Regions from separate parts of the Homo sapiens genome. Here region 1 is linked to region 2. The links are chromatin loops, found by intact Hi-C in ENCODE. Cell type or tissue: heart right ventricle. All regions are shown on one strand. Each heading gives the region's core, and the rest is flanking DNA. Links, peaks and the distances in the headings are about the cores only. Region 1 has its middle 610 kb from the start of LNCSRLR. Region 2 has its middle 530 kb from the start of LNCSRLR.

Region 1 (4,411 bases), core at 328-4,327, 80 kb before region 2:
TCAAGTGATCTCCGAAGTTCAGCCTCCCAGAGTAGCTAGGATTACAGCACATGCCACTGTGCCTGACATCATTCATTATTTTTAATATTAGTAATAATTATCATTTTATAATTTTAAAATCTTTTGGACATTTTATAGGGTAAAATTCAAGTTTTTTTAATAAAGAATAAGAAAATATCTGAAAATATCTTAATCATCTATTTAGAAAAATTATCAGTTCACAACAATTATCAACAGATGGTAAGAATCATTGAAAGAAGACAAAAGAATCACAGATCACACTGATTCAACCTGATTCCAAGGTCTGTGTCTTTCATGTCTATACAACCTTTCTTCTCAATATGAATGCTGGAATTTTAAATATGTTACTGACATGCCAGATTTCCTAATTTAACTGATATATTTTTAATTTATATTTGGAAACCTGGGAGTTTATCTTAACTTGCTTTTTTCTTCTCTACTTGGCATCTACTCACTGCATTAAAAAAAATCAACACAGAGGCTTTATATAAGAGTTTCTTGAACAGTTCCAGGTAGCTGAGGCAAATTGTAATTGGTGTAAATAGTACCATAAATAGGGTTTCATTATAAACAAGGTTTGGGTTTTCAGCCAGCATATAACACAAAATTGAATATGGCAAAAATTTCCCTTGAACAACACCTTCAAGAAGCCAAGAAACTGTGTACTTTCTCTCAGTAAGGGCAGACTAGTCAGTTTTCCTCCAGTGTTAGAATGGGTTTGTTTTGCTTTGTGAAACAAAAGATAAGTGTCATGTTTCCAATTTTGGGGCTGATGTAAGATATAAGAGTCAATCTTCAAACACTAGAAACACAGGATACTACTGTGCTCATAGCGTGAGTGTCAAATGCACACTGATAATCAGGGAATTATGGATTCATCACTGTTCGACACAGAGACACTCTCTCATTTTCCTCCACTATTCTCATGCGTTCTGTTAAATTAACATTATTTCAATTCACTCTAGAGATGCCTGTCCTCATATTACAACAGAAAATAATGTCACTAAAATCATACCTTTAACTGAATTTACCTCCTAGGCATGTCCAAGTTCCTAGCATTTCCCTCAATGTTAAGCCCTACAGATCTAGACTTATAGTCTCCCTTCTTCACAGCTGCACAGTGATCACCTCCATTTTATTAGGAACATTTTTTCAGTGGACAGGTTGGCTTTGTTCTGGGGTCCATCCATTCCTCATTTAGGCAACCAGTGTACAAGAAGAGTGCAGGGTTATGGGTGTGAGGAGAGAATGATGAATTTAGTGCTACAGCTAGAAAATAAAGTTCCTGTTCACATAAACGAGTAAAATGCCCATCTTTCCTTTACTAAACACAGCTGAGCCACTGTGCATGGCTTGGCGAGCAGAGCATGGGCTCAGTATTGGCTCCCAATCATCCTCATGATGAAGAGGTTTTTAATGTGCCCAAACTGAATAAAATTTAAAGGCAGCCAGGGATGAATTCTGATAAATATCCCAGGGTGGTTTCAGGCACATGAATACTTATTTCTGGCAGTGTAAGGATTCAATATGTCTTTCCTTAATTCCTGGCCATCCTGGCAGTAATGCTGAATGTTTCTTTCCAAAACACGTATATCCCCACATACTTCACTAGAACAGAAAAGACAATATTTCCCAAACTAGATCCATGTTAGGAAATATAAGTGTTTTCAAAATATAAAATTAAACCTCCTGAGTCACTCCTACTCACAATGGGAATAATGTTTTCCATTATATAATGTGATGAGAGGTGCCTTGTTCTTTGATTTAGTCTTCTGCTTTCAACAGACTGAGTGGGTCAGTGGGTATGACCATTGATTAAGGATTGGGGTGAACTTTGTTACTTTTTAGTGTAGTAGTATTCAAATTCCAGCCTATACCACCAGCATTAGAATCACCTAGAATCTTGTTAGAAATACAAATTTTCTGGCCCCATTCCAGACCTACAGAATCAGAAAGCCTGGGAATGAAGCTTAGCAATCTGTTACTTAATAAGCTCTCCAGGTGATTCTGATGTAGACTGAAGCTTGAAAACTACTTCCTTGCTACAAGGAACCATATTTTGAGTCCAAGACTTATTTTGTTTGGGCCATCTTAAATCCAAGCAGAAATAGAATCCCCTAGGATAAAGCTATATGTGGCAACTCTTGGCAAATATGGGGCACATAATTAATTTCAACCCTTTATATAGGTTAAGGAATAATAGAAGTTTTATTCCCAATGTTATACTGATTTACTCATTGTTCACCTTAAATAAGAATAACATGCTGGAATGAATGAAATTTAATAAATGTTTTATTTTTTAATGTTCACATCTTTCTTTTTTATAACATTTCCAACAATATTGCTTCATTTTCACTTGTTATAATTAGAAAGTTACATTCTTATAATTTTGTTTTAAGCTTCATCAAGTTCATGTCATTCAAATTATATTAAAAGTGGCTGTTTCTTCTAGATTTGTGAGGAAAACTGAAGTAATGAGAATTGTTTCATTTTCAGCCCTGCCACGGAAATGGCTGGAGCTTGCTAAAGTTAAATAATCCTCTATCTTTCAATTTCCCTTTCTATACAATCGAGTAATAATACCTGAAACCTACAGAAAACCGTGCTATCATGTTTAGTTAAGTAACCTGGGTAAAGAGCAGAAATGGTAGTCTAACAGCTGAGAATTGCTAGAGAAAATGCTACGTAATTAAGTAATATTTCAGAGCTACCATTTCTCTTCTAAAAGAGGTTCTAAAAGAATCCTTTACTACATTGCTTTTATTAAGGAATCTTTTCTTTCAACTCAGTGATTCTTTTTAAGTGACGTTTACGTTAACTACTGAAATTCTACTTTATTCTAATTGGTATCTAATCTATTCTGATACTATTTTAAACTCCAGTATCTCTAACTAATCTTAGTTTATTACAATCATTTGAAAGGAAGTGATGTGTGTACACTTCATCTGGATAAGTTATACGTAACAGAAAATGAAGAAAGAGGTATATAGATATACAGACATTTATGTAGATAAAATTTTTACTCCACGTGCTTCTGAAGATAATTTGAGAAAACTGAAAACATAAGTATGGTTAAAGAAAAATGTACAATTCAGTACAAAATAAATGAGAAATAGTTATCATTTTGATAATAGGAAAGAACAAATTACTTTCCTGATACTCTTTTCAGTAATAGAAAAAATATGGCACATTTTTTCAACTGAACTATTCCATCATCTTACGCCTCTTTGATAGGGTGCTGACTTTTATGCCACTGTGGTCAAGAAATAACATAAGGGAAAAAAAAGAAAATAATTTGTTCAAATTTTCTTGTACTTTAATATACTTCTTTAAAATACCAATACTATTGTAATTGCATTGATAATACATGAATACGTATTTATTCATAAAAATAATTTTCTGTTGATGATTACATACCTTAATTGTAGCCACATTCCCCTAATTCTCCACTCTCTTCTGACTACTTACTTTTTATTATTGAAGACAAGGAGGTCCTTTTATGCTGTCTAGAATCTAGAAGACTGGAGGGGGGATGCTTATTTCTTATTTCATAAAATAATAATAGAAACAACATAAATAGCTCAGAGCTTTAAACTCTTAGCTTAAGTCAATGTCAGAGGACCAGAGAGCTCATTTGGTGGCCCTAACATAACCCTTTCTATCTTGTAAACACAGAGTCAACTTCACTGAAAATCCGACCCAAATTTTAATTGTGGGGGTTACATAATGACATTATGTTAACTTCATTGCCTTGTTTAAGGTCAAGGTGAAATTTAGGATGGAAATTGTGGGATTTGGAATAGGAACATATGAGTGGACACAGACAAAACTGAAAATCTGAAATCCTTCACATGTAGAAGCAGATACAATAACCTTCTCACTTTTCACTAATTCCCATCCAAGACTTGCTTAAGGCAAAACTTAAACATTGTTTTCTTTATCTTATCTTTCCCTCTTCCCCATATCCAGTCAAATACCAAGTTCTCTTCTATTCTGCCTCTTAAACATTTTAAACTTATTTTTATTTCTTTTGTCATTAATTTGCACATAAGCTATTATTAGACACTCCCCTAAAAATGGTAGCTGCGTCCTGTATTTATTATCTGTTACCTCAGTATTCTATTTATGCCTTTTCAGTCTTCCAATATCTGTTTAAAATTTGGGGTATTAAATTATCTTTGTGAAGATAACTGTTGTGGCTTGTGTATTCAGGGCCCAATGCAGTGTCTGATCTCAGAGGTATCAAATGCTTGGGAGGCGTTTACAGGGCAATGAATAATTTCCTGCATAGTCAACTTTTTTTTTTTTTTTTTGAGATGGAGTCTCACTCTGTTGCCCAGGCTGGAGTGCAAAGGTGCAATCTTGGGTCACTGCAACCTCTGCCTCCTGG
Region 2 (4,411 bases), core at 148-4,147:
GGTCCCCAGTGTCTATGCTTGGGGTCCCAACGATCCCATCACCCGGACAGTAAGCACAGTACCCAATAGGCTGTTCTCAGCCCACACTCCCTTCCCATCCTCTCTTATCTAGTGGTCCCCAGGGTCTATTGCTTTCATCTTTACATTAATGTGTATACAGGGTTTAGCTCCCACTTTAAGTGAGAATATGCTATATTTGGTTTTCTGTTCTTGCATTAGTTTACTTAGGATAATGGTCTCCAGACTGCATAGGGCATGATGAGGTTTCTTATTTAAAGTATAATGAATAAATCCAAAGATTTATATAAAAATAATCTAATTCTGGCCTTAATATTTTGAGCCCCCTCATAAGAATGTTATTAAACATTCCTAATCATTCCCTTCATAGTTACTTCATCTTTCTGCCATGGTTTACACTCCAGGAATTGCTGGAATTGCTGCTATTTATATCTTTCCTGACCTTTAGAACCACTACAGTCAAACAAAAATATTGTATCAAAATCATAAATGAGAAGAAAGTCAATACTATTGGCTCCAACTATAGGAAAAATTTCAGTTTGTTCACACGCACACACACACACACATACATACACACACACATTTATATGCAGATAATGAGCCCTAAGGATAGTTGAACTAAAGCCATTTCATTTAAGACAATTCTGCTTTCCCAGATGACATGCTAATGAACCAAGTAAGCAGTTCTAAGTCATTGATATCACATTATTCAGCACACAATTTCCAAAAACAAGTTAATGAACCAGTTTTTGAAAATCATTTAGAAGAGACACAGTTTGACACATACCAATGAAGCCAGTTCATTTGCTTGCTAAAATAGACTGTATCTTGGGTCCTTTCTAAACTAAAGCTAGCTTGACTTTGGCTGTCATCAGAAATAGTATAAAAATAAAAATGAATAAGTGCATTCCTAGGCCATTGAGAGGACTGTTTTTTTCTATTAACGTAATAAACTATATTCAAATGACCACTTATATCACCATAAGAACTAAATGCCTGATGAAAAAGTTGAAACAAAGCCTGTGTCCCTCATTTACTTAAGTGTCCTGGAAGTAATTCAAAGACCCTCTATAAGAAGAAAATGGCTTTCCTCATTCTGAGGTATTGGTATATCATTTGTTTTTACTGTGTTTGTGTGCATCCTTCCCTGTTTCTGGTGGTTTCTGTTTATGTGGAGACAAAAGAAGCTGGAATATTTTAGTCTACTGTTTCTCATACACATTCTCTAAGGCAAATACTATGTGAATTTTGTTGCGCTTATCGGTGCTTCAACTGAGAGTTTCTACGAAAACACTTTTAGAAAAATCCAGGAGGAAATATTCCCTGCATATATAAAACACTTTTTCTATCGTCCATCATTACATCTCCTCTCTCCTAAACACTTTCATGCTTCCTTACTGTGACTGTCTCTAACCATTTTTGGTAATCCAAGAATTTATCACAAAAAAGATTCAATTTCTGAAAACACAAATATTGCAACCTCTAACCAGAAGCTCTTTCCTTTTAATTTTCTCAATGATTTTACTTACATTTTACCCATTGTTAATCTAATCTAGACAAAACCATTTATAGATATCTGCTCCATTGCTGTCACATAGCTTTCAGTCTATTGAGAGACATTGAATAATAAACAATTCTATTACAATATGATTCAGTGCTGTGATAAGCCAGCATTTTCTCAGGTCTTGTGGTTTTTATTTACTTAATACCTCCCAAATGCATCCACCAATTTTCTCTCTTTACTATATGTTTTTAAAAAATCACAGCCATCTTTTACCTGGATGATTCTGACAGTTCCTCAGTGAACCTTCTTGACTTATAGATATGTGTTCAATCCATTTCTCATGGAGCTGCCAGAATAATCTATTTAATAGAAGCATCTTTTACTCCTTCCTTAAAATATTTCCTTGTGGTCATCCCGTTAATACTGAAGTGAGGAACTAATTTTTTTACATGATTTGCTAGACCCATGGGACATTTCTTCTACTGTCCTATCTCTTTATCCTCACCTTATTTCCTGCCCCCTAGTTGTAATACGTAATCTACAGTCTAGCCATGCTGCATTGTTTTGGACGAATTATGTTTCATACTTAGCAACAATGCACATACCATTTCTCTGATTGAAACACACTTCCCATAATCAGCTTCCCCAACTTCTAGTTAACTTCTCTTTTCTTTGGCCTCAGAATTTTCATGCACTCGTGGGAAGAATAGTGTTTCATTGTGTTTACTGTATTTTTCAGCCAGGTTGGAGTCCAGGATCATACATAAGCTAAATTCTGCATAGATTTATGTCTTTAAATAGAAAGTCCTATGAATTAATAATTAATGTCCATGCCTTTAAATAAAAAGTGCTTGGATGTGGGATCCCTCTGAAAGAAATACCCCAGCCTTACTTTTTTTTATTTTATTGGATAATAATTACGTTTCTGGCTCTAGCAATATCCAAGATATCTTTCTTTTGAAATCTCTTCAAAAGCAACTAAACCTAGGTTTATTTCTTTTTCTCTTTCACAGCTATTTTCGCTGATTGTTAAGAGACATTAAGTTCACTATCTAAATTTGTAATTTCTGTTGTTTTTACTTCCAGTGTCAAACTAAACTGTACAAACTAAGTTGTGGATTCATGTAGCTAGCCCATGCTAAATATCTGCCATCTACAACATGGGCCTCTATTTATTCTGGATGCCTTAATCACATAAGCATCATCCTTGGATTTAAATTTCAGATTGCTAGACTGTCACTACCATTCATAGAGGTAGAGTTTAATAAAAAAAACATGAGAAAGTAACAGGAGTCTTAATTATGAAAGGGGCATGCCTTCTCTTTGGATTCAGTAAAGAAAAAAATGTATTGAAGTTATTACAAACCAAAGACTAAAATAGGAATTTGAAACATGTGTGCACAGTAGAGTCTCTTTCTAGAAATTGGATTTTCTTATGAAGTCAAATAATAATGGAATTTGATTTAAAAACATGTTTATTTAGTTTTACCTTCAAAATAGGAGCAGTGTGAAGCAGCATGGGCATAAAACAATTGTAAAGCAAAATATGCTGGTTAAACCGAGGAAGAGAGAGAATTCCTTAGCACAACATTTAAGATCTTAGAGAACAGAGTAGGTAGACATGAAAGAGAAAAATAAATGAACCTGGGTCTAGTTGCTTTTGAAAATATTAAAAAAAAAGATGTCCTAGGTATTACTAGAGCCAAGAGTGTAATTATTACCCAAAGAAAAATGTAAAAAGTCAGGCTGAAGTGATTCTTTTAGAGGTATCCCAGATCCAAAAAAGCATGTGGAGTCATATTGTTAAGGTGTGTACAGTGAGAGCTATTGGTGAACAAGCTCTTGAAGACTGAGACAGCCTTGCAAAGTGGTTACATAAAAGACAGACTGATTTAAGAGGCAAACAAATGGGAATATCAGAACAAGTGTTAAAATATTTTTTGAAGTGTTTCACATGACACAGTAACTGTGGTTGTTAATACAGATACTGCCTGTGTCCTGAGGAAATGCACAATATAAATTTTGAAAATAGAAATTTAAAGGATGTGATATGTACTAAATACAGGACATAAAATATGCTGAAATTGATCTTGGCAGTACTATGATACATTGAATGCTGTATTAGATTAGTTATTAGTCTAATTGAAAAATGCCCCCTGTATGCTATTGTGCAGCTCAGAGAAGTAAAGAAAGGCAAGATTATCTTTAAACAGCAGATAATTGTTCACTTGCAAGCAAATGAATTCATACTTATTACTGAGTTCACTCATAAGAAAAAAAATGTAAAGAATATGCCATCAAATAGACGTTTGAGCCTGAAAGCAAAAGCTAAGTTAAAGGAGAGCAGGAAGTGCTGGTACCCAAGCAAGAGGCCAACGTAACCAGGTTACATGGAAAAAATGCAGATGATTGCCTTCTCAAAAGGAATACATCAGAGGAAAATAACACCCAAGTTACATATCTCACAACTGCAGAGGATATAGTGGAAGAATGATTAGCATACTTCTAGTGAAGATGAGCAAGTAACTTGTTTCAAGACTGTTCTTTCTCCCAAAAACATGGCCATGGTATATGAAATACAAAATGATAAAACAAGAAGATATCCAGATCAAAAATGATATACTCCTCTGTAATAGTTTATACTGCCATCAGCAGTAGATTAACCTATTAGTACTAACTTAATTTCTTAAAACAACACAAACTTATTGCATTAATTTCTGTAGGTTTAAAAATCCAACACAAGTCTCACTGGATTAAAAATCAAGGTGGCAGGAGGGCTATATGTCTTTCTGGATATTCTAGGGAATAATCCATTTCTGAGCCTTTTCCAATTTCTAGAGGCTGGCTGTATTTCTTGGCTCATAATCACCTCTTCTATCTTCAAATCCA

What was found. Hi-C counts contacts between places; a loop is a spot of excess contacts. Peaks named below come from ENCODE experiments on the same cell type or tissue, not always from the same donor. Only the 100,000 strongest peaks of a DNase experiment are listed, where the experiment ranks them.
Region 1: a loop joins it to region 2, with 2.0 times the contacts of the local background. A loop is called at or near these places in 1 of 110 quality-filtered maps.

Annotation. Positions count from the first base shown.
Region 1 is chr3:145,452,918-145,457,328 of GRCh38, forward strand. No RefSeq gene overlaps it. Among named protein-coding and RNA genes, the nearest start is that of LNCSRLR, 610 kb to the right of the region's middle. In heart right ventricle, for the core only: no CTCF peak of the experiment used is centred there; no DNase peak of the experiment used is centred there.
Region 2 is chr3:145,533,307-145,537,717 of GRCh38, forward strand. No RefSeq gene overlaps it. Among named protein-coding and RNA genes, the nearest start is that of LNCSRLR, 530 kb to the right of the region's middle. In heart right ventricle, for the core only: no CTCF peak of the experiment used is centred there; no DNase peak of the experiment used is centred there; H3K27ac peaks cover 475 bases.